2 separate regions of the Mus musculus genome follow, and region 1 is linked to region 2. The links are chromatin loops, found by intact Hi-C in ENCODE. Cell type or tissue: heart. All regions are shown on one strand. Links, peaks and the distances in the headings refer to the core of each region. The heading gives the core; the rest is flanking DNA.

Region 1 (12,312 bases), core at 4,392-8,391, 120 kb after region 2:
TGTGTGTGTGTGTGTGTGTGTGTGTGTGTGTGTGTGTGCAAGTACCTTTAGAGGCTAGAAGAGGGTATTGGGTCCCCTGAAGCTGGTGTTATAGGCAGCTGTGAGCTGCTTGGCATGAGTAGCTCGGGTCCTCTAGAAGAGCAGCAGAGGAACACAACTGCTGTGCCAACTGCAGCCTCATGGATATGAATTTGAGATATCTTAAAGCTGTCCAAGTCTCCTTCTCTGTTGTTAGTATGTACCAGAGCTTGTGTTGAAGGAGTAGTGGCATGTTTCTCTGTATACACACACACACACACACACACACACACACACACACACACACACAACAAACACACCCATGCAGACAAGTAGCAGGTCAGGTTTCAGTGTACAAAGAACAGAGCTGGAGGAACACACACACAGGCACAGGTACAGGTACACGAACATGCACACATACACACAAATGTAGAAACACAGACACACACATGCATACATATACACAAATGTATGCACACACACCACAGAAAGAACTAATGGTGAAAAGTATCGTACCCCACACTGCAGTGTTTACCAGACAGACACTAGAACATCTGGTTTTCCATCTTCCTAACGCTGTGACCCTTTAATACAGTCCCTCGTGTTGTGGTGACCCCCAGCCACAAAATTATTTTCATGGGTACTTTATAACTGTAATTTTGCTACTGTTATGAATCATAATGTAAATATCCGTGTTGTCAGATTGTCTTCTTTGGGGGTTCATGACCCACAGGTAAAACCACTGCCCTAGACAAACCAAACAGAACCACAGTATATGCTCATAGCTGTGTTCTGAACATTGGAAATGCTGATGGGATATCTTACGTTACAAATCCCAAGACTCTTCATGGTATTCGAGTAAGAAAGAAAGCACACAAAGGTTGTTTCAACAGCCTTGTGAGCTATCCTTAGAATAAGATGTGGCAAAGGGTATGTGCCTATGTGTCTGAGTGTCTGTGGGTGGAGTGTGTAGGTACGGGAGAGGTTGCTATCGGGTTTAACCCTGAAACTTCATGGGACTTTTGAAATTTGACTCCACTGTCGCTGGCCCCAGGCTAGACTGGGAAGCCCTTGCAACCATCTTGCTCTTCTGATCCCACCGTGGACAGAAAAACTCCAGCAAATTTGGTGTCTCTGGTTCTTGAATGCTGCTGCCAAGTCCTGCAGTGAGGATCAGGAGGCAGTAAGGGCTTCGCTGCTCACTCCATCCCCCTGGCCTTTGAGGAAGGCCTCCTAGTGTAGAAAGCTGAAGGGCTACAGTTTAGGACTTAGCCACACCCCCAGGATTGCTACATTGTATCTAGGAAGGCTATCAGCCTCTTCAATACTTCCCTTCCTAGTCTTAAAGGATAGAGCTGGTTGGGCCATCCCTTGCCGGTCCTGGTTTGGATGACTTTTAGGAATGGAAATTTCTGGGCTCCACTCACAAGTCTCTCATGTGGGGGTCTAAGCAGTTGCCTCACAGTTTGTATTCTTGAAACTGCTGGATTTTATCTTCTCAGACCCTTCTAGGCTTGCAGTTCCATTTTACTTAAAGGGTACGATGTTCTTTGTTTTGTTTTGTTTTGTTTTGTTTTCTTTTGTTTTGTTTTGTTTTGTTTTGTTTTGTTGAGACAAGTTTTCTCTGTGTAACAGCCCTGACTGTCCTGGAATTCACTTTGTAGACCAGGCTGGCTTTGAACTTACAGAGATCTACCTGCCTCTGCCACTAGTTCCTGGTGCTGGAACTAAAGGTGTGGGTCACCAGGCCAGGCTCCCAATGAAAAGAAAATTCTATAAGAGTCCAGTAGCCCAACAATAGGAGAAGGAGCATAGATGTAGTCACTCTGACCTGTCACTGTTGTGTGGCTGTAGAATGTCACATGGTGTACTTAACCCTACAGTTGTAGACTTCACAACAATCATAAGCAGGGCTCCTTTCGTGTGTCAGAGCCCTAAGTCTCCGAGGAAGGACCTCCTGGGGTTGACTTTGTGAAAGCACGAAGCTACTGCCCACACAATGCTCTCTCCCTCCTGAGTTAGTAGGACACCCAGGACATGGCTGAGACTGTTAAAACACTTTGGCTACTGAAATGCAGCAGAGTTCATGACGTTCGGGGAGAGGATTCTCTAGAACATGCAGAGGAAGCAATTGCTTACCATGGCCTCCTGGAGTCGAGTCTGCCATTAATTAAAGCCGGGAGCTTCTGTTGAGACTCATGCGGCCTCTTGAGATTCCAAATGCTGGCACTCTTGCAGTTAATGCCTGAGTCTTTCCCTGGACCGCATTTGTAGATCGAATGCAGTCTCTGAGCCCAGTTAGACCTGTTCATAGCACTCTCGCCAGATAATAATAGAGATTCTAGAAATAGTTGCCAGATAATTCTTTTAGGTTATCGCTCTAGGTGGCGGTATTAATTTTGCTTTCCGATAGGAACTCCTGTCTCAGACTGCAGTCAGGAGTTCCTGGTGATGGCTGTTTTTATACATAATCATCTGGCTGCAAATATGGCTAAGCTCCTGAGGGTAATCTTTTAAATATGTCCTTCTTAATCTTCTTTGCTGGGCGGTGAGGGAAGAGATGCTAGGGGAACTGCTACTGGGGAGCCCTGCTTCCCGGGCTTCTGGGTCAGATCTTGATGTCATGTCTGCTATGCCAAGATGCCATCCTTGCTTGGGTTAAAGTGTCTGGGGAAATTGTGCAGCTCTGAGATAGGCAAAGTTCCCTCACCAGAGAGAGCCAGCCTCAGGAACTCCCACAGGAGACTGCTTATTGAGGACCTGAGTGTCCCCGAGACTCCTGACCCTGCTCATCGCAGGCGTGGCACAGTCATACATCTGGTCTATCTGTATTCTGCTGGCTGTGGTCCACCAGAGCTCAGGTTTAGCAGCTATGATCCATCCGGTAAGTACCCGAATCCCCTTTGACACAGGCTGTGTTTTGTGATTGACATAGGTATTAAAGTATCTCCCCCGCCCATTCCTCAGTGTCGTGCACTTCAAAGCATTATACATGTCCTTCATGTATAATGAATGGGGCAGGAGTAGGAGACATGAAGGCCCCGGCAGAAAGACAGTCATGCATCTTACTCTCTGGTCTTAGGATCTTTATAACAAATACATGTCTTTTGAGGCATGGCTGGAATAATTAGTGATGATGAGAAATACGATGCCAAAGAGCTCCTCCCCCAGTGTTGTTCTTAAATATGACCAAGAGCAGAAAAGAACAGCAAAGGGTGACCTATGCAAAGCTCGAGGTCAGATTGTGTTGCCACCTGAGAAAGGTTTGTCTAGTGGAGTGTTTGAAAGGACAGATGTGTTTTCATATTGAGAGAGCCATATTAACACTCTTCGGCCAATCTCATTATAATGTAACTGTTAATTCGATGGCTTGGGAAGGCCATGGAGAGAGCTTAGGATGGGGAGGGAGTCACTGATGTGGTATGTGTGTGTGTGTGTGTGTGTGTGTGTGTGTGTATACACAATATGTGTGTTCACAAGCATGTGGAGGTCAGGGTAGCTTCAGGGCACTGGTCAGAGAATCCACCTTGGTTTTTTAGACATCATCTCTTCATTGCCCTCAAAGAGTAGGTTAGGCTGAGTGGCCAGTGAAGGAACTCTTTCTGCCTCCTCATCTCTGGCACACACACACCCCAACACCTAGATTTCTAACTGGGCTCTGGGAACTGAACCTGGGTCCTGGTGGTTGGATGGCAAGTACTCCATCAAGTGAACTGTCATCACCCAGCCTCACTTACTGATTTGGACAAGGTCTCGGACTTTGGCGTTGTAATGGTACCTTTAGTGGCCTGGTGCCTTCCCAGCTGTTCATTGCCTGTCTAAATCAGCACTTAGATAAGGACAGGAGGCAGAAGGCTGTTCGTGGAGCTGACTCCTGTGAGCATAGACTTCCTAATTCATGGGCAGCTGGAGAGAAGGGCAGGATTGGAGGCAGTTTGGGTGAGGTGAGGGAATTCATTTGAACCAAGGTCTTTTGTATTATTGCAATTAATTTTAACAGCCTCATTGAGCTGTTAAGTATACTGCGTAATTTGCCTAAAGTAGGTGATTCAATATGTTTTAGTGCGCTTCCTGACACACAAGCCATCACCTCAGTGAATTTTTAATGTTTACATAATCTAATAAAATAAAATAACTTGATCCTCTAGTTATTACCTCTCCAACCCAACTTTTCCACCCCTACCCCTAGCCTTCAGGGATCAGCGATCCATTTTCTGTCTCTATAGATTTCCCATCCTGGACCTGGGTGCCTCTAATGCGTGATAATCTTCTACGTCTGGCTTCTTTCACTTGGCACAGTGTTCATCCAAGTTGTAGCAGCCACTGTTTCTTCCTTCATTATTATGGCTACAATAATAGCAGTTATTCCACTGTGCTGCCCCCAGTTTGTTTGTCCCTCATTATTGATGGACATTCAGGTTGTTTAAACCTTTTTAGCTAGTGTGAGTGATAGTACTATAAACATTCTTGTACAAGTTTATAGAGATGGTGAGTTTTTCTGTCTTCTTGGGTGTACGGGTGGAAGTCCAGGGTCACATGGTAACTCTCAGTTAAATCTGCTGATGAACTTCCAACTCTACAAAGTGGCTGCTCTGTTACATAGCCTCATCTGCAACATAAGATGATTCTAACTATGCTACATCATTATCTGATGTGTGTGTGTGTGTGTGTGTGCGTGTGTGTAAAGGCATGTGTGCATGTTTGTGTGTATATGGAGGGCCAGAGGTCAGTTCATGGTGTTTGTCCTTCGAAGATGTCCAGTTTGTTTTTTGAGACAAGGTCTCTCACTGAGACCTGGGGCTCACAGACTAGGCTCTGCTGGCTGCAGCAAGCCCCAGGGGTCTGCCTTTTTCCCTCTCCCCAACACTGGGATTCCAAGCACATGCCACCACACCGGTGTGTTTTTATGTTGACCATTGAAGATTGAACTTCGATCCTCACGCTTGTGTACTTTACCAACTGAGCATCTCCCCGAGCATTTAAGAGCTAGCTGTTTTATCGAGAATGAAGTGCTATCTCATTGTGGCTGCTCTGTGCTCTGACTATCAAGAAGAGCAGCATTAAAGTAGGACAAGGTAACAGATTCTCACTGGAGCTGATGGCCATGGTCTCTCCAGTGTTCTTTACCTCACTCCTCTGGGGTCATCGCTTTTAAAGAGAGCAAGGAAGAGAGATGGGAGAAGCCATTGCTCCCAATCCCAATTCATTTGCAAGCTGCCCGCTGGCCCTGCCTCTTGCAGTAGGCACTGCCTTCATATATTGGTTCCTCGTTTGGTATTTGCCAAACTCTATTTTTTTTTTGAGCACTCAAAAGCCTTATTCTACAACAAAGCTGAAAACAGAACCCAGATTTCTGCTGGAGTTCATACTCTGTAGTCAATGCTTTGTCGGCTTCCGCTGAAAGATGTCTAAGTGGATGCTTTTGGGATATCCAGCTGGTACTCTTGAAGATAAAATCTGTCAGGTAGGGGATGTCAGGTGATAATGCAGTCTCAAGGAGCCCTGGGTTACAGAAAGGGCAAGCCCAAGCCCGAGCCTCTCTCCAGCGTTCACATCCTAGCAGAGACTGGTGAGAGATCGTGAGATAGTGGAATGCTGTGCCTCTGAGTTGTGACATCTCAGAACTTGAGTGCAAGCTCTTCTTCTCCTTAACTGTGTCACCTCGGGAAGTTAATCTAAGTCAGAGTTTCCCTGAGAGTAAGGTTTGTAGGCAAATGTTATATGGTGTGGCAGCCTCATATATAGAGCCCTGGAAAAATACCTTTGTGGGGTCCCTGTCTATACAAACAAGTTGAGTCGCCTCAAAAGATATGGCAATAGCTTGTGAGAAAGATAAGGCACACTAGCCTGGGGTGTGGCCACTTACCAAGCTTCCCTTCTGGAATAAAGCCATCCCAGGTCCTTCTGTTCTGAAACTCCATGGACAGAATTCCTGGACTCCATTCCTCAGGGTCTGGTCAGCCATGCAGAGCACAAGAGAGGTCTTACCAGGGTCAGAGAGAGTACGAAGAAGAGGCTGGGATCCACCCAGAGGCACTATTGGCTCCAACTGGTCCAGTGGGAGACTTAGATACATTGAGAAGCATCAGGGCATGGGCCCTTCCTGCCCAGGTCTAAGGACAGTGTTGTCTACAAGGATTAAATCAGGATGAGCATGGCAAAGTGTTTGGCATTTGGACATATACACACATCCAGCAAATTTTGGCTACAATAACATTAATAGTTTATTTTAGAAATTATTTTGAACCTGGACTAGTGGAATGAGCACTGTTATCTCAGTGCTTAAGAGGTAGAGAGGCAGGGGGATTGTGCGTCTGAAGCCAACTTTGGCCACATAGTGAGTTCAAGGCTAGCCTGAGCTACATATGAGACCTGGTCTCAAAAAAAAAAAAAAAGCAAAACAAAAATTATTTTTGTGCTGCCTTCTATGGCTGTGAAGCAACAGAAGCAGAAGCCTGGTGTTGGTGTTGTTGGGCCTGGCACTGTGAGTGAATCACAGGAAATGGGGTTCCCAGGAAGCCACTGTGTGCTTGGAGCATCCTGTTAGGGACAGGTGCTCTGAGGAGACACCCCCTCCAGCACTCACGTGACTTCCTATGCTAGTGAAGCCCAGAGTGCTCATGAGCAGTTCCTGGCAGGGGACGTGGGGACATTTGGTAAAGTCCTCCTGAAGCTGCCAGAAACTGCTCAAGACGCAATGTGGCAGTTTCCTGTTGCTGTCTGGTGTTCAGCCCCTGCTGGAGCTACGCAGGGCTGCGTGCTTTTCATGGTGTCCCCACGTGTATCTAACCAGTTCTCCTTTGTGCTCCAAACAACCCTCGGAAGCTGGTGGGGGACGCATTTCCTTATTTAAGAACAGGAAAGGAGCAAGTAAGAAGCAAGGACCTGAGGACAAAATAGATACGCAGTAAACAGAGCTTCTGCTTGTGGCTCTCGCTCGTCTCAGACTGCGGAGCCCTGTGCCGAGGGACCATCTGTCATCCTCTGTGAGCCTACTGTGAGGTTATGCTCAATGTTCCTGTAACTGTCGGTTTTTAGTTTTCTATGTTTAGTATTTACAATAAGTTCACAAAGCCAATTCTACTTTTAAAATATTTTTATTTGTTCTTTGGGAACTCCACGTGAATCTATGATGTATGGTGATCATGCCTACCCGTCATCTCTGCCTCCAACTCCTCCTAGGCCCTCCACAGGTCCCCCTTCCACATTTATATTCTCTTTTTCTGTTTTCTTTTTTCCCCCATTAAACAGAAATGCATCTGTCTTCTTTTTTTTATTATTATTCTCTTTTTCAATGTCCCACTGTGTCCAGTTAGTTCCCACTGTGTGCTCATGGCTATGGGGCAAACACCGGGGCAAGGGTAACCTATGAGTTGTAAGGACTCCAAAGAAAGTGACTCTCCCTCCCCAACTGCCACCAACTGTTCCCCAGCTAGGAGTGAGGCCTGGAGAGCCACTCCCCATCCATGCTGGGGTTTGGACTGGCTTGATCTTGCAGCAGGAATACCTCTCACACCCATTTGACAGATGGGAAAATAGAGTCACACCAACACTGAGTGCAAGAGCCAGGTCTGGACCTGGCTCAGCCTGACATCTATGTCCACACTCTTTGTCATGGTGCCATGCTGCCTCTGGCCTCGCAGTATAACCACACAAACAGGTTATCCCCAGGTCTACTGGCAACGGGCACACCTGAGGTTTGTAATTAACTCATGAAATAGTTGTTTATGCCAGAAAAATGAGCAAAATCTGTTTCCCTAATTCATAAAACCAAGGCATTTTTCAGAATTATTTCTTCTCCTGCTACTACAGGAAATTAGAGTATGTATTACGTCTGACTTTTTTTCTGTCCTTGTGGACTCCAGGCACTGGTATAAAGGAATAGTTTATTTAGGCCAATTACCTTCTTGACAAGCAAACAAGCAGTGCATGGTGCTGTTATCCAAAGTGCTAAGGACACTGGGAGAGGATTCAGTCATTGTCATCAGTTGGGTTCAAATCTCTAAGCAGAATATTCTAGACTGGAGACTGAGAACAGCTTAGCCTTGGTCATCTTTTCCTTCTTCCCAAGGCCTCTGAGAGAACCTCGTGTGTGTGTGTGTGTGTGTGTGTGTGTGTGTGTGTGTGTGTGTGTGTGTATGTATATGTCCATGTATATTGTCTGTGCATGTATATGTGTTCATAAGTGTGTGCATGTGTGTACACATGTATGTGTATGTGCATGATTGTATGTGTGCATGTGTGTGCACATATGTACATCCTTCCTCCCTCCCTCCCTTCCTCCCTTCCTTCTTTTCTTCCTTCCTCCCTTCCTTCTTTCCTTCCTTCCTTCTCTTTATTCTGCAATAGGTGGGACTGAAATTAGGGACTTACACAAGCTCTCTACCACTGAGCTATCTTCCTGTCCTTGACAAAATGAACCCTGCTCTCACTAAGTTTCCTGGGCTGGCCTTGAATTCACACTATCACTTGGGCTGGCTTTGAACATGCAATCTTCTTGCCTCAGCCTCCCCAGTAGCTGTGATTACAGGTCAGCATCAGCAGGCCCAGCCATAGCCAGTTTTTTGTTTTGTTTTGTTTTGTTTTGTTTTGTTTTGTTTTGTTTTGTTTTTGGTCTTAGAAGAAAATGGAGTGAGGGAGATAAGAGAATTCATCCCTGCTGGACATCTTGGATGGTTCGCTTTCCCCTTCGATTTATAGTTACCAACCCCCGCCCAAGGCTCTGCTCTCATGTCGCTGAAACTGTATCTCAACCATCTCAACACATTACTGGAACTCAACTCTCAAGCTGAGCCCATCTGCCCCACCCGGCATTAACCCCGAACACCTGCAGCAGACCCATCCATGGATCTGAAGGGTACCTGCCACAGTGGGCATCTTCCTGTACCTGCTCTCCCAGATGCCCAGGTCACCTTCCCTGGTCTTCCTGCAACCAAGCAGGACTCAGATTAAGCTTTTTCCCCTCTGGAGAGACCTGTTCACACCTTCCCCTTCTGCTGCCCTCTGCTTCTCTAGTGTCCGACGTGTATTTCTGTTGGAGTGACCTGTGCGTAACCTCTCTCTTCAGTTTCTCCTGAGTCTATGGGGAAGGGAGGGGAGCCGTGTTTGTATTTTTAGCACATGATACTCTCTGGCATCCTGGAGGATGTGCAAGAGTGTGGACAGATGAATGCTCGAAGAAATGGGAGAGATGTTTCCCTTACTGCCTCACCACTGAGGCCTGGAGAAGTGGTCCAGTGACTCCAGAGGGGAAGCTGTGGGTTAGCTGCAAAGTCAGCCAGCTTTTGGTCGTGTGGCCTGGAAAAGTCACTTTATACCTCTGAGCCTTACTATTATAATATATAAAATGTGGCTAAAACCACTCCATTGCAAATAGGTCATGACCCTCTACAAGGAAAAATAAGAATATTTATATATTCAGTGGGACCTTAAAAATATTTGCTCCTTTTTCCCCCTACCCTTGAGATATGAGAGGATAAGTAGTTGCCTAGGTAATTAATGTAGTTATTTTCCACAGGAAAGAATACCAGAGAGGCCGGGGAAAGAAAAACGGGACTTGACATATGAACTGGAAATTAGATAAAATTAACCCAAAACGTGAGCAAAAGAAAATTATCCCGACAATTTGAATAACAATAGAAAAACAAAAGGCAGGCATAACCCACTTCGTTCTATCACCTGCTTCGCCATGCCTCGTTTTTATTTAATTTTGATTTATTGATAATTGTCTTGTGCTTCTTTATTTTATTTTCAGGCTGGGGAATGTAGGCAAGCTACTGTCGTCCCAGTAAATGTTCTCATCTAAGTCACTGATTTGAGGGGGTGATATGATAACACACTTGATGTGTTTTAGTTGTGTGTCCTGAAAGACTGATCTTGCGGCTGGAGAGTCATGCGATTGGAATCACGCATGTGACCTTTGTGGCTGACTGCTTCCAACCAGAACAGTGGTTCTCAACCTTCCTATTGCCGTGACCTTTTAACACATTTCCTCATGGTGTGCTGACCCCAGCCATAACATTTTTTATTGCTACTTCATAACTGTAATTTTGTTTCTGTTATGAATCATAATATAAAAATATCTGTGTTTTCCAGTGATCTTAGGTGACCCCTGTGAAAGGGTAGTTTCATCTGACCCCAAAGGTGTCATGACCCACAGGTTGACAACCATTGGGCTAGAGAGTATTTTCAAAGTTCATTGATGTTGAAGCATGCCACAACTCCGTTCTCTTTCCATGCATGAGTGATACCCCACATTCTATATGACCCATTCTGTCTCCGTGGATGTGTCCTACTCTACTGCACAGACATGCCACACTCTATAGAGTCATCTGCATCGCCTCTACTTTGAGGCCGTTGTAAATTGGACTTCTATGAACACTGTGTGTAAGACATTTTATGGCCGTATGCTTCCTGTCCTCTTGAGTATCTCTCTAGCAGTGGAATTGCTGGGGCATATGATAATCTGAATAGAATTTTTGAGAACCTTGTAGACTATTTTCCACAGTAGCCACATTATTTTGATGTGTGATATCTTACTGTTTAAGGCAGTTCATGGCACTACAGCATGTCATTTGTCAATTGTCTGTAACATTCTATGCAAAGGAAGCTGGGGTTTTCCTCTGTGGCATCGTTTAGCTGGTTTCTTGACTTGCTCTGCAAATGCCCTCTGGTAGCCCTTTGCTTGCTCTTTAGAAGTCTCTAATCATCCAGTTTGATAGCTATCAATGGTCGTTGAAACTCATCAATAAAATACAAGACAATTCTGACTCACAGTATCCAGAAAAGCAAACATTAGGCACAGTCCTAAGGGTTTGCATGCATCCTGCGTGAAGGAGGAGACGTCTCATGACATAGCATGAGACCTGTAAAGGAAGAAAGGAAGTTTTTGAGAGAAAGGTCAGATTCCTGGGGCTCTTTCCCTCTCTCTGTCCTGACCCAGAGAGTGTATAAGGTCATTTTTTATGTATATATCACTAGAATGTTCTGGGGAATTCTCAGTTCTCGTCCATATCTGTCTATTCTTTGAAGTGCTGATGTGATTCTAGTGTGTGGTGGCTGGATGTGTCCATCTTATCCATGTGACAGGCCCGACTTGTCCTTAAAGGGGACAGGCAACCTCTGCAATCACTTGGTAGACATCAGTCAGCACCACAGGGACAGTGGATACTGGATAAGTAGCTGCCGGGTTATCAAGGTCACCACTTGGTCCTGTATTATCCTCAATGGAAATACAGCGTGATGGTAATGTATTCACTAATGCTGCAACTGAACTTAACAGACCACAGCTCAGCTGCCCAATGTAAATTAGGAGTTTAACAAGGATGTGAGCAACCGTGCCTAACACTTTTTTATATTAAATCCCCACAAACAAACAAACAAACAAACAAACAAAGCAGGCATCGTTCAGTTCCATTTCTATAAGTAACAGCTGTTGGAGAAAGACGTCAAGTCCAGCCACCGTTTGAGGCTCTTCTGTGGCTGGAAACACTCACCTAACACTTGAAGGTTTTCCTTATCTCCTCCAAGGCAAACATTTCTTCTGCAAACCTGCAGAGCACGTTCTCGGTGTCTGGGATTCAAATCTCACTCCATATCGCTTTAAAATGTGTTAGGAACGTTGCTGTTTGCAGCATGAGAAAGTAATCCCAGGGAAGGCTCAGTTTCTGTCTCTTGGGTTCACAGGCCATTTCCAGCCTCATGGAGGAAATGCTTTGTGCCATAAACTCAGAAGATGTAGTGTTTATTAGCATAATGAATGAGTCAACAGTCTTTCATTTCTTTCAGAGTTTTATCCAATTAGCTTTCCATTATAGGTTTTGTGGCTCAGCACTAACTTTGTCCGTTAGTTGATTTTTTTTTTCTGTGCAGAAATTTATATCCAGCAAAGGTTCTCAGAGCCCTTATATTTTATTCAAGAAAGACCAAATGCGTTTTTCAGATCTCAATCCAAGAAAATAATTTACATTCAAAAGCATTTCTCTTTCTGTCTGAGTTTTTCCCCCAAACTTCAATAAATCAAACACATGAGCAAAGTGTTCTCTGTCTTCCTGGGGGGTTGCAGGAACGAAGGGAAGAAAACGGCTTTACAGGGCAGCTCTTGCGGAAATACAGTGGCATGGTGTTTGACACAGAGCACTAGTAATCACTAGTTAACCTGCAGCAACACAAAGCTGTTTAAGCATTTAAAAGAGAGTTCCTATACAGGTAAACACTTGGAATCTCATTATAAACAGCTCACGGCTCTGAAGCTTGGTGTTACAAGTCGTAGTCTCTCCCTAACACGTGACCACA
Region 2 (12,312 bases), core at 3,947-7,946:
CCTTTTAAAGCTCCTTACGTCAAGGCGAAGAAAGGCTGACTAACATGCTTTCTAATGTAACACTTTTTAAAAAACATGTTTAATTTATTATTTGTGTGAGCATGCACATGGGCATGCAGGTGCCTGAGGAGGCCAGGAAGGTGTCAGGTAGCCTGGAGCTGGAGGCACAGGCAGTCGGAGCCTCCCAGCGTGAGTGCTGGAAAGGGGTTCTCTACAATTGTAAACAAGCTTAACTCTCTGGCCCGCCCAGCCCAGTGTGCTGCTTTTATGCAGATTGCTTGTTCTCATTTGTTTTGACTCCTTGAAGTACTGCGCTATTACTTATAATCACTTACTATAAATTTGACTTTAAAAACCCTTATGAGAAGCTGTAACTACATAATAAAATGATCATAAATGATATCAAAAGCTAGATAAGCTAGGAACGTCTATATACTCCAGGCTAGTAAACTACCCAGCAAAAGAGAGGTTCTGACGAGAATGGGAAGCTTGCAGTTTGTCAGGGAGGAGCAAGATGGGAGGAGAGGCAAGAGTGGTCCCACAGCTGTGGTAAGATGCTTGGACCTTCACACAGAAGGAACACCGAAAAGGCTTAAAGAGCAGCACGCAGTCAGTGTTATAGTCTACATTGTAAAGTCTTGGCAGAGGTAGCAAACAAGACTACAGAATGTCCGGGAATATGAATTTCATACAACAGCGAGTAACTATTTTTAAATATTCGGCTATGTTTTACCTGGTAAAGATAAAGAGTATAGAAATGTTTTATTAGAATAGGTGTGTTACCTCCTTCCAGCCTAGCAAGGCTGGCTGTGACCATCCGCCTCTGCTTGAGCGGAGCCACCTGCTGTGCTGCTCTTTTGATGTGCCACTACCAGCCTGAGGCCCAAACTGCCGGAGGCCTCCGGTTCTCTTCCAAGAATCTTCCGGAGTTAACACCGAACTGCCATCTTTGCGAGTTCCCACTAGAAGGCTGACCTATCTACTTCTAAGGAACTTGCTTGGCTAGGGACGGGCCTCCCCTTTTCTTTATAAAGCGTGCTTGCTGACATTAAAATTGAACCTTGAACAGAAAGCTTGTCTTGGTTCCTTCCTTATCTCGCGCAGCCCAGCCCTTCTTCTCTTCCAGGTTTCCAAAATGCCTTTCCAGGCTAGGACCCAGGCTGTGATCTGCTGGCCAGACACAACATAGGTGCATTCTGTGTAATGTAGGAAGCTATGCTAACAAATGATTTTCTGTTCTGCGTTGAGATAGCGTTCTATTCTGTCACCTGGCCTAGATTCTTCCTGACTATGTCCTCTGAGCATGTGTGACTTCCCGTGTGTACCACCACACACAGTAACATAGACCGACTGTTGACACAGATTAAAACTTACATGAGTTGTATTTTGTATGGTAACAACTTTTTTTTCCCCTCCATTTTTAAGGGTCTTTTAGTATAACCAAGGCTGTCCTTGAACTCCTGACGTCTGCATCTTGAGCACTGGGAATTCAGATTCTTCTCATTTTTCTGTAGTTATAAAATAATTAAATAAATCCCGGTAGCCGCACATTCCTCGCTACCGGCCCCAATGTTCTAGGTTTCCAAATGGAAGACACAAGTACAGCCTTTATATTTTGATATGCCTTAATCAACTCAGTGGCTGGGCCACTTCCTAACCTCCATGCGGTTAACCCACCCCCTACCCCCGTCCCCCTCCCGCCATAGTCTTACATTCTATCTTGGCTGCTCTGGACCCAGAGGGCTGCCCAGCTGGGCTTTCTCTCCCCGTTCATTCACATGTCGGCCATGCCTCCCTGTCCTCCACTCTCCTCAGGCATGGCAGTTCTCCTTTCTTTCTTCTCCTTCTCCTTCTCCTTTCTCAGTTCCTAGCCCTGGAATCCTAAATGTTCTGCCTCTGTCTGCCCTGCCCAGCCATTGGCTGTTGGCATCTTTGTTTACCAATCAGAACCAACTGGAGGCGGGGTCCCTCAGTGTCTTATGCATAGTGTAGACATTCCTGTAAACAGGTTGGGGGGGGCATAATTAACATGAGAATGCAAGCAGCTACATTTTTCTTCTGAAAAAAAAAACTATTTAAAAATTATTTATTTATTTTGGGGGGCAGCAGGGGACCCATGCCTTGCGTGCATGTGGGAATCTGAGGATAACTTGTCAGACTAGGTAGTAGGCACGTCATCTGTGGGGCATTGGGCTGTGCACAGACAGCCTGGTCTCCAGTCAAGCATAGGTCTTGAACCCTGGGGGATCCAATGGGTGGTGATCGATCATGTCTCCTGGACCCCTGGCTCCTGTCACCCCCACAGCCTCTGCAGGAATGATGTGTAACTATCAGTCACGTAGACAATGTGTCCCAAGCTCCTGGCATTCTGGCTAGACTCCACCCCCACAGTTACCTGACAATAGCCAGGTATGCTCCTCCCCACAGTTACCTAATAGCCTAGCCCACTATAAAAGGGACTGCCTGACCCCTCCTCCCTCTCTTTAAGCTTTCACCTTTCTTACTCTCTTCTCTAGACCTCCTTCTCTCTCTCTCTTCACCCCTCTCTCCACATGGCCATGGCCAGTGTCTTAGTCAGGGTTTCTATTCCTGCACAAACATCATGACCAAGAAGCAAGTTGAGGAGGAAAGGGTTTATTCGGCTTACACTTCCATATTGCTGTTCATCACCAAAGGAAGTCAGGACTGGAACTCAAGCAGGTCAGGAAGCAGGAGCTGATGCAGAGGCCATGGAGGGATGTTCTTTACTGGCTTGCTTCCCCTGGCTTGCTCAGCCTGCTCTCTTATAGAACCAAGACTACCAGCCCAGAGATGGTCCCACCCACAAGGGGCCCTCCCCCCTTGATCACTAATTGAGAAAATGCCTTACGGTTGGAGCTCATGGAGGCATTTCCTCAACTGAAGCTCCTTTCTCTGTGATAACTCCAGCTGTGTCAAGTTGACACAAAACCAGCCAGTACAGCCAGCCTCTCTCTTTCTACCTTCTCTCTTTCCACTGCCTTTCTACAATAAAGCTCTAAAAACCAGACTGTCTCTGCTCATTAAGCCCCCCCCCCCCTTGCTTGGACAATGGGATAGGTTTTCCCCTAAGGAGCTGTGTCTAACCTCCTGCCAGAAGGCCTTCCTGTGCTCCAGCCATGGACCAAGGTCTCTCTCCTGCATGAGAACCATTCAGTGTCCCCCCTCTCCCCCTGCCCTCTCCTCCTTTTGGCCCCGGGGGCTAACAGAGCTATTCTCATTCTGTTCTCAGCTCTTCCGCAGTATCCAGCGGTGTCTGGGATGCCCAAAACTGAGAACCTGGTATCTAGGACTGCCCCTCGTCCACCACCTGCCGAGCTGGGGTCTAGTGGCTTCACACAGCCAGACACCCACCCGGAGCCACGTGGAAAGGCATGCAACAGTCTGCCTGCCCAGAGCACTGGAACTCTGGTAGAGGGAGGGTTTTCTCCCACTCCATCTTTCCTCCACACACACTGCCCCACAGTCATCCACTGAGCCTTCTCATTGGCACCTAGGTTTCCTTAATACATGCCCTGAAACATGACAGCTTTCTTTTCCAAATAAAATCTGTAATTGGCATATACGGTATTGGGTTTCATTATGGCATTTTTCATTTCTTTTCTTTCTTTCTTTTTTGGTTTTTCGAGATAAGGTTTCTCTGTGTAGTCCTGGTTTTCCTGGAACTCACTCTGTAGACCAGGCTGGCCTCAAACTCAGAAATCCACCTGACTCTGCCTCCCAAGTGCTGGGACTAAAGGTGTGTGCCACCACTGCCCGGCAATTATGGCATTTTTCAAACACTTTTGTTGTTGGTGGTGCTGTTGATTCTCCACTCCCCTCTCGCCCACCCCTGACCTCCTGTGCCCTCTCCCCCTCCCGGCATGACTTCTACGTTTGACCAGGTGGGGTTTTTGTTTGGTTGTTTGGCTTTTTTTGGTTTGGTTTGTTTTTTAAATAGTATACATTAATTGTAAAAAGCAACAGGCTTCATTATGATATTTTGTCACAGGACATGTGGCAGTTTGAAAATATATCTCATGGCTGCCTCTGTGTTTCCTGGCAGGTGGCAATCTGATTGGATAAGTTCATAGGCGCTGCGCAGCAAACTCAAGTGTGCACTGAGCTCAATGCCTGGCAAGCTCAATCCGAGGCAAGCTCAAAACGAGGCAAGCTCAAAAGGCAGCAAACCCAAACTTAATGTTGTGCTATACAAGCCATGCATCTACTAAAACACTCTAAAAACACATACATAGAGTTTTTTTAAAAAAGACACACACACATTTTGAAAGTACGCCAAACTCAATATAGTTCTCATTTTTCCATCTATCATTAAACAGATTTAAATCCACATGGGGTCCAACTCTCACCAGTCATAGAACTTTCTATATTTCTCTGTATTTCTAGGGGTAGCATGCACTTCTTCCACGATGCTGTGAATGGGGTCTCTTTTCTTTGTATTTTTGAACAGATTATGTGATGTGGCTATTGTTTTTATATGCTTTTGGGGGATTTATCTTGTACTCTGCTAGTCCACTGGGGCATTGCTAGAAATAACTCAGATATTTTGTCGAAGTGTCTGTAAATCCCATGCTTTCCTCTCTATCTTCAAATAGCAACAATGAACGACTAACTATGGGACCTGGTGAGATGAAGATCTTACGTTTAGTGGGTTAAGACATCTGCTGTCAAACCTGCCTGGGACCCACATAGTGGAAGGAGAAAAAAGATTCTTACAGATGCAGGTTGTCTGTCGTCTGACCTCCACACATGCCCTGTGACATCCCCACACACAGACACATGCACATGTGCACACGATAAATAAATAAGTAAGTAAATAAATAAATAAATAAATAAATAAATGTGACTGAACAACAACATGACTCCAGGGGTGACAGAGATGGCTCAGTGGTTAAGAGCACTGGCTGCTCGTCCAGAGGACCTGGGTTTGATTCCCAATATCCACCTGATTGCTCACTGCTGCCTGTGACTCTAGTTTCAAGGGATCTGACACCCTCTTCTGGCCTCCAGAGGTATCAGGTAAGTGGTATAGATCGTGCAGGCAAATGCCCGGACACGTAAAACAAAAATAAATTTAAAGAACCCCCTAAAACCAAACACCTGTGATCCTACTTAACGTAGAGGAGAAATCCGTGTGCAGATAGATGGTCACCCGGCGAGGGAGCGGCCGTGGTCATGAAGTTGGTGTTCTCAGGCGAGGCTCATCACGGTATCCCGATGTGCTGACCACTGCATTTCCCCCAAATCTGGGAGGCTCATAGCTTGCACTTTCCCCTGACATACAAAAGGAGAGAAAAGTTGTTCCTATCAGTGTGGGGGGTTTTGTTTTTTTTTTTTGTTTGTTTGTTTTTGTTTTTTTGTTTTTTTTTGGTTTTGAGGCAGGGTTTCTCTGTGTAGCCCTGGCTGTCCTGGAACTCACTTTGTAGACCAGGCTGGCCTCGAACTCAGAAATCCGCCTGCCTCTGCCTCCCGAGTGCTGGGATTAAAGGTGTGCGACACTATGCCCGGCCAGTGTGAGATTTTACAGGCACTCAAAACTGTTATTATAAATGACTTCATGCTAGAGTTCAAAATACATGCCTAATCTTATCATGTTTACACATAAATAGTACAGAATGGCAGAAACAGGATCCTGATTGTATATTGCATCCACACCTACCTCCCATTAAAGAGTCTTTTATCCTTTTCTCCTTCCTCCCTCCCTTCCTCCTTCCGTCTCTCCTTCCTTCCTCCCTATTTCCTACCCCTCCTTTCCTCTCTCTCTCCCACCCTCTCTTCCTCCGTCCCTCCCTCTCTCCCTCCCTCCTTCCCTCCATTCTTCCTTCCTTTCTTCGAGGCAGGGTATCACTATATATTGCTGACCTGGAATTTGAACCCACGGAAAAGTCCTGCCTCTGTCTCCCAAGTGCTGGGATCAGTGTGATGCACGGGTACACCCAGCATTAAAATTATCATGCTTATTATTATCACAGAACCCTATCTTTGTACAAAGCTAAAGACCGAAACACCCCTAACAGATGAAATCTAAGCAACTCATCCACCCATCACTGGATTCCAAAGAAGAATAAATATAATTTTTCTTACTTACTTTTTAAAGTATAGTTAACTTTGAGTCTCAGTAGGATAGCTTTCAGATTTTTATCAAAAACTAACGTCACCATCATCTGATTCCTTATCATGAGTAGTCCTAACAGAGTGTGCCTTACTGTTCCAAACACCGGGCTCAGTCCCAGCCCATATCCAGTGCTGTGAACCAATGAAGAATTAGAATCTATGAATATGAGTTTACAAGGTAGCACCTTTAGGTGTTTAGGTTCACAGTTATTTTAATGTGTGCTGATTCATAAGCTGTAAAATGCAACACAAGTCAAAATATTTATTTGAGGTGCAGATGTTACACTAGGTGGCGCTATTTGGCAGCGTGAAACCTGTGTTGATTCCCGAAAATAAGGTTTTCTTTGTTTCGGTATTCTATGAGGCAGGGTCTCTCTACTTAGCCCTACTGATTTGAAACTCGCTGTGTCGAACAGCCAGCTCTCAAAGTTGAGTCATTTCCCCTTCCTTTGTGTCTTGAGCGTTGGAATTACCGGCGTGAGCCGCCACATTCTGCTAGATAATGGTTCCGTTATACTTTGCCATACTTTACAGTTATTCCGAAGGTACACAAAGCAATTCAGTTATTTGTGATTTTAAAGTAATAGGCTTTTAACTTAAAAATAGGGGTCGACAGAAGACTGCAAGTGGAAAACCCACCTGTGATTCTACGTTGCGATATCTTTTGAGCTTTATATCTCTATGGTGCAGGAACCTCACAGAGAGGCAAGTCCCATGCCAGACCTTGACCTTCCACTCCCATGATGCTCATCGAAATGGGACTCATAATCTCACTGAGCTGTAGGTATTTGTGGTTTTCTCAGTTTTGACTCTTCTTCCTCCTCCAGGTTCTATTCTTTTCATATTATTGTTTTACGTAGCGTGTGCGCACGCACGCACGCACATAATTGTAATTTGTTTGTGTTTACCTACCCTTCTCTTCTGTCCCTTCCTGCCTTCCCTCACTGGCCAGCTCTCCCCCAGAACAGTTACCCTTCCTCTTCTATGTCATAGCTATAGATACTGATGTAGACTCAACAATAAGAAAACATTGCAACATTTTGTCTTTCCCCATAATCCTCTCTTCCCACCTTTTCCTCCATTCACTTTGGCCTCTCTTCTATAGTCAGCACCTCCAAGCACACACACGATTCTTCTTATGTGGAAAGTTGAGACGTCTGCTTTTCCAAGTCTGGCTTATTTCTCTTAACATGATGGTCTTCAGTTCCATCCATTTTTCTGGAAAAAAAAATCACACACTTCATCTGTCATCACAGCTGAATAAACACTCTACTGTGTATAAATGCCACTTATTTATTTATTTATTTATTTATTTATTTATTTTTGCCCACCATCTGTTGATAGGCATCTAGGCTGGTTCCTTCCTTAGCTGTTGTGAATAATTCAGCAATCAACACCCACACACAAGTATCTCCCTGCTCTGCCAACTAGGCTACTTTTAGTTTGCTGAGAAACCCCCACACCTTTGAGAAACCATGCTGTACCAGTCAGTCTATATTCCCTTCAGCATAAATAAAGGCCACTCCCACTCCCTCCCCACATCCTTGCCACAGTTTGTTGGCATTTGCTTTTCTGCTGACTGAGGTGAGATGAAATCTCAATACAGTTTTAAGTTGCATTTTCTTGACAGTTAAAAATGAACATTTCTCCTCCACTTCTCTTTCTCCTCCTTTCCAAGACAGGGTTTCTCTGTGTTGTCCTGAAACTCATTCTGTAAACCAGGCTGGCCTTGAACCCAGAGATCTGCCCTATTCTGCCTCCTGAGTGCTGAGGTTAAAGGTGTGCACTGCCACGCCTGGCTGAACATCTTCAAGTATTTATTGGACAATTTGGCTGTTCCATAATTCAGAACTGACCCTTGCTGCTGTCTCCAGCAATGTGCAGGATGCCAGATTCAATCTCCCTGTCTGCATCTCCTGCTCCTCTCTGCAACTGCATTGTCCTGAACCCTGTACCGATGAGGACTGACAGCTAATTGTGCACACCTCTTTCCAAGTCCAGGTTCAATAGGCTCAGTAGCCTGGAATCAGGTGAGGGGAGGGTGTTTATGCCACGGAAATCAGCTGATGCTTCAAACAGGAGTCTCTCTTCCTAAGAGCCACTTGTTAACTGTTTGCCTGCACTTGGAGAGATGGTGGCTGCCATCTTGTCTTCACAGCTTCTCTCCCATCCCAGTTTCTCTTGTCTCAGACTTTGTTTTTTATTAGCATTCTCCTGGACTCAGTTCTGGGTCTCTCTCCTCCCTTTCAAACATTAGCTAGCTTCAAGAACAGTCTTACTAATTCCCACGTATTTAAATGAAAACATTATCAGGAGTACCACATTCAGATAGGTGTTTCTTTCTCCATACCCTCTCTTGTGACCCCTCCCCCATTACCCTCTCTTGTGACCCCTCCCCCATTACCCTCTCTTGTGACCCCTTCCCCATTGCCCTCTCTTGTGACCCCTCCCCCATTACCCTCTCTTGTGACCCCTCCCCCATTACCCTCTCTTGTGACCCCTCCCTCTATTCAGACTCCTTCATCACTCAGCTGCAGACCTTTAATATCAAACCATGAATATGAATTTGTGTCTCACGGACGGACAGACAGACAACACAAACGCATGGCCAGAGCAGAGTCTCAGACTTGACTGCACAATGTTTTCTCTTTCCTCTTTTCCATCCCACTGGACGCGAGAACCATACACTCTTCTGGTTGAAGCCAGAACCCAGAGAGTCAGCGGACCTTCTTAACTCTCATCAAATCAACAAACCCTGCCCCAACTCTACCTCCCAACTGTTTTTGACTTCGCACGTGTGCACGCATGTGTGTGTGTGTGTGTGTGTGTGTGTGTGAGAGAGAGAGACAGACAGACAGACAGAGACAGAGAGATAGTGAGAGAAAGAGAGAGGGGGAGAGAGAGACAGAGAGAGGGAGAAAGAGACAGAGAGAGGGAGAGAGAAAGAGACAGAGAGAGGGAGAGAGAGAAGAGAGAGAGAGGGAGAGCGAGAAGGACCTCCAGACAGTTATGTGCTTCCAGCTAAATCTTCCTTCAGTCTGTACCCTCTCTGTTCTGATCTTCCTTACGGGATTAGGACAGAACTTTCTGGAACTGCCTGCTCTACAGTCTTTTAACCTTGCATCCTGTCTCCTCCAGTGTTATCTTGTATGGGTAAGGGGCTGCCCCGGGCATCATTTCATTACGCAGCTCACAAAAGGGAGAGACTAGAATCCCTGACCCACTCTGGTTTTCTCAGGGAACTTTGACTTTCTTGGCTGTTCATTTCCCCCAGGGATCCCGAGGTGTGTTATCAAGGGGCCAGCCTGAGTTTGTTTTTCAACTTGTACCCTTTCCTAAAGAGGGGGTGGTGCAGAGTGCCGTCTGTCACTTAGGGTAGGTTTCCAGGAATTGCTCAAGCAATTCTGTCGTCTGTGACTGTGAAAGGATAAGACACCCACCTTCACTAGAGGGCGCACATGAGCCACTGTGAAAAGAAATTCTCTCTCTCTCTCTCTCTCTCTCTCTCTCTCTCTCTCTCTCTCTCTCTCTCTCTCTCCTTCCCTCCCTCCCTCCATCCTTCCCTCCCTCCCTCTTTCCCTTTCTCCCTCCCTCCTGCCATTCCCCTTCCTATCTCTCTACGGGGCTAGTTGGGATTACAGGTGTGAGCCACAAACCCGTCCATTCAAGAGTAATCATTGCAGGAATTCCATTAACAGTAGACTTTGAAAAACTTCAATGACTAGCAAATGAAAACTGAGGCAGCCTGAAATAAATACTATTGACTGCACCACCGACCGAGGCAGCCTCTGAGACTCAGAAAAATCTTCAGGATAAACTGGTAAATGAAAATGCGCTCTGTAGGGTCAGTATGGAATAAAAGAAGTCATGTTGTATTGTGTGTGTCCTACCATCACACATGGGTGTTTGTAAAGGAGGGAGGTTGTGAAGAAGGATAGCTAACAGACGTAGATCTTAAGCATCCCTCAAAGGTGGGTTAAAGGTCGGTCCCCAGCTTTAGGTACATGATGGTGCATCCCAAAGGGACTGTGAAATTCTGGTCCATGGGGCAAGAGGACACCAGATGGAAGAACTGGTAAAATCCCCTCAAAATAAGATTGAACCCCTTCTTTTAAAAAACTAAACACCTATCTCAAAGTATCGCTCCGTGGCACCTCAGTCTTCTAGCAGGCTGAACCATGAAGTTCAGGTCTCAGTGACTTGTCCCCAACCCTGGATCAGAATTGCTCCCAGTAGAGAAGCCGGTGCTCCCAAAGGCAGGCTTGGATGGTAGCGCAACCCCGGCAGGCTTCGAGGGTAGCGCAGCCTTGGCAGGCTTGGATGGTAGCGCAGCCTCTGCAGGCTTCGAGGGTAGCGCAGCCTTGGCAGGCTTGGATTAGGTAGCGCAACCCCGGCAGGCTTCGAGGGTAGCGCAGCCTCGGACAGAACACCCTCCAGAAGCTTATGGTGACACAGCAGACCCAAACTCAGCCGTATTCTCCTGCCTGACTCCCAGGAGGGGCAGAACCTGTTTTCACCCCTGCCCTGACCACCTACACTCATTCTCCTGTACCCTGACTTGTCTCAATCTCCCAGACAGAAAGCCCGGAACTGGCAACCAGGACCAGAGACTTGGAGGCTGGAAGTCAATAACCAAAGTGCCAGCACAGACCAAGCTGGGAGGACTCCATTCTGGATTGCGGATGGCCACCTTCTTGCCAGGAGTCAAAAGTGAGCAGCAGTGCCCACCTCTTGGTCATGCAGGGTGAAGGACTGAACCAGGGCTTGTGTTTGCCAGGTGAGCTCCACCCACTGAGCTTCACCCCCACCCATTCTCTCACATCGCACACTGCCATTCTCACATTTACTGCTGTCTTCCCCAGCATAATTTTTATTAATGATTTGGGAATTTCATACAATGTACCCTGGTTATACTCGTTTCCCATTCTTTCCAGGTCCACTCTTGTGCCCCAGCCAAAAGGAAAAGAAGGAGGAGGAGGAGGGGGGAGGGAGAGGGGGGAGGAGGAGAAGGAGCACCCACTGAATCTGATTTGTGTTGCTCATGTACTCATTGGAACGTGGTCAAATTCCCAGTGGCCAGCCCCTTAGAGATAACTAAGTTTTCCCCGGAGTTCATCAGAAGCCTTTGACGGTGAAGCGCTATGCTTCAGCATCTTTATCATAGTTTTAAGGACTCGAATCCATAATTTAATGTCTAGACTGTTTCTTTTGGGGGAGGGGAGGTTGGCACAAAAGGCTTCAAGATCTCTCATTCTCAGTTACGGGTCTACACTCACCGGTACTATTGTAAGAGAATCTTCCTGCCCACAGCAGCTTGCGGCACCGGGAATGATGGACAGCCACGTGGTCTCTGGCTGGCAGCGTGGATGAGACACCGATGTGGATTCAGAGGCACCAAGGACTACGAACATCAACATGGCCTCCACAGCAGCACTGATCATGGAAGTCTTTCAAGGGGACAACTCAGAAAATGAATCGTTCTTCATCTCGGATATCTTGTTGCTCAGAGTCAGGGTGATCGTGGGATCGGGCAGCGTGTGTGTGGAACAGAAGTGGGCGTGGGGGGGGCACCTAGAAGAGCTGCGGCTCCATTCTGCGGGCTGAGCGGCAGCAGTACTTGTCCTAGCAGGCGGGAACCGGGTGAGGTGGATCCTATAGTTGCTTGAGCCTCCAGGGTCCGAGGAGAACCTTCTCTACTGGGCAATGACATGCTCCTTTGTGCCCTCCCCCTGCCGCAGCCCTGCTCCATACCCATCGCTGCCCAGTCTCGCTTCCCTCTGTTGCGCTGCTCTGTTCTGCAGTATGGAAAAAAAATATACTTTAGGGGTGGGGCACGCCATTGAACTTTTCATAATTTCCATCTCTTTGCTGAAATTCCCTCTGACTACACCCATTGTCAGCTTTCCCCACCAGATCCTTTAATGTATTGTTACACTTTTTAAAATTCTTCTCTGCTAATTTGAATACTCAGATCATATGCAAATCCGCTTCTGTTGCTTCTGTCTAGTGTAATTTTTTTTCCTTCCGAAGCGTTTTTTTTCTGCTAGTGTTCTTACAGTACCCCAGGGGAATGCGATGTCTCATACAGGCTGTGAGACAGGGCTGCTTCATACAGGCCAACAGGGACCACAAATGCCTCCTACAGGCTGGGGAATGCAACGTCTCAGCTTTTGTTCATTG

The links. Hi-C counts contacts between places; a loop is a spot of excess contacts. Peaks named below come from ENCODE experiments on the same cell type or tissue, not always from the same donor. Only the 100,000 strongest peaks of a DNase experiment are listed, where the experiment ranks them.
Region 1: a loop joins it to region 2, with 2.0 times the contacts of the local background. A loop is called at or near these places in 1 of 42 quality-filtered maps.

What each region holds. Positions count from the first base shown.
Region 1 is chr19:57,206,304-57,218,615 of GRCm38, reverse strand. Ablim1 (actin-binding LIM protein 1) reads left to right here and starts at 2,584. Exons shown (of 26, transcript NM_178688.4): 1 at 2,584-2,902. The coding sequence starts at 2,659. In heart, for the core only: a CTCF peak has its summit at 6,758; DNase peaks (open chromatin) are centred at 5,990 and 6,675; H3K27ac peaks cover 913 bases.
Region 2 is chr19:57,323,193-57,335,504 of GRCm38, reverse strand. It overlaps B230217O12Rik (RIKEN cDNA B230217O12 gene), which reads left to right. Exons shown (of 3, transcript NR_040316.1): 2 at 10,708-10,909; 3 at 11,443-12,308. It overlaps Gm50270 (a long non-coding RNA gene), which reads right to left and starts at 11,903. Exons shown (of 3, transcript XR_003952853.1): 1 at 11,409-11,903; 2 at 7,203-7,350; 3 at 4,281-5,292. In heart, for the core only: CTCF peaks have their summits at 5,018 (motif pointing left) and 6,423 (motif pointing right); no DNase peak of the experiment used is centred there.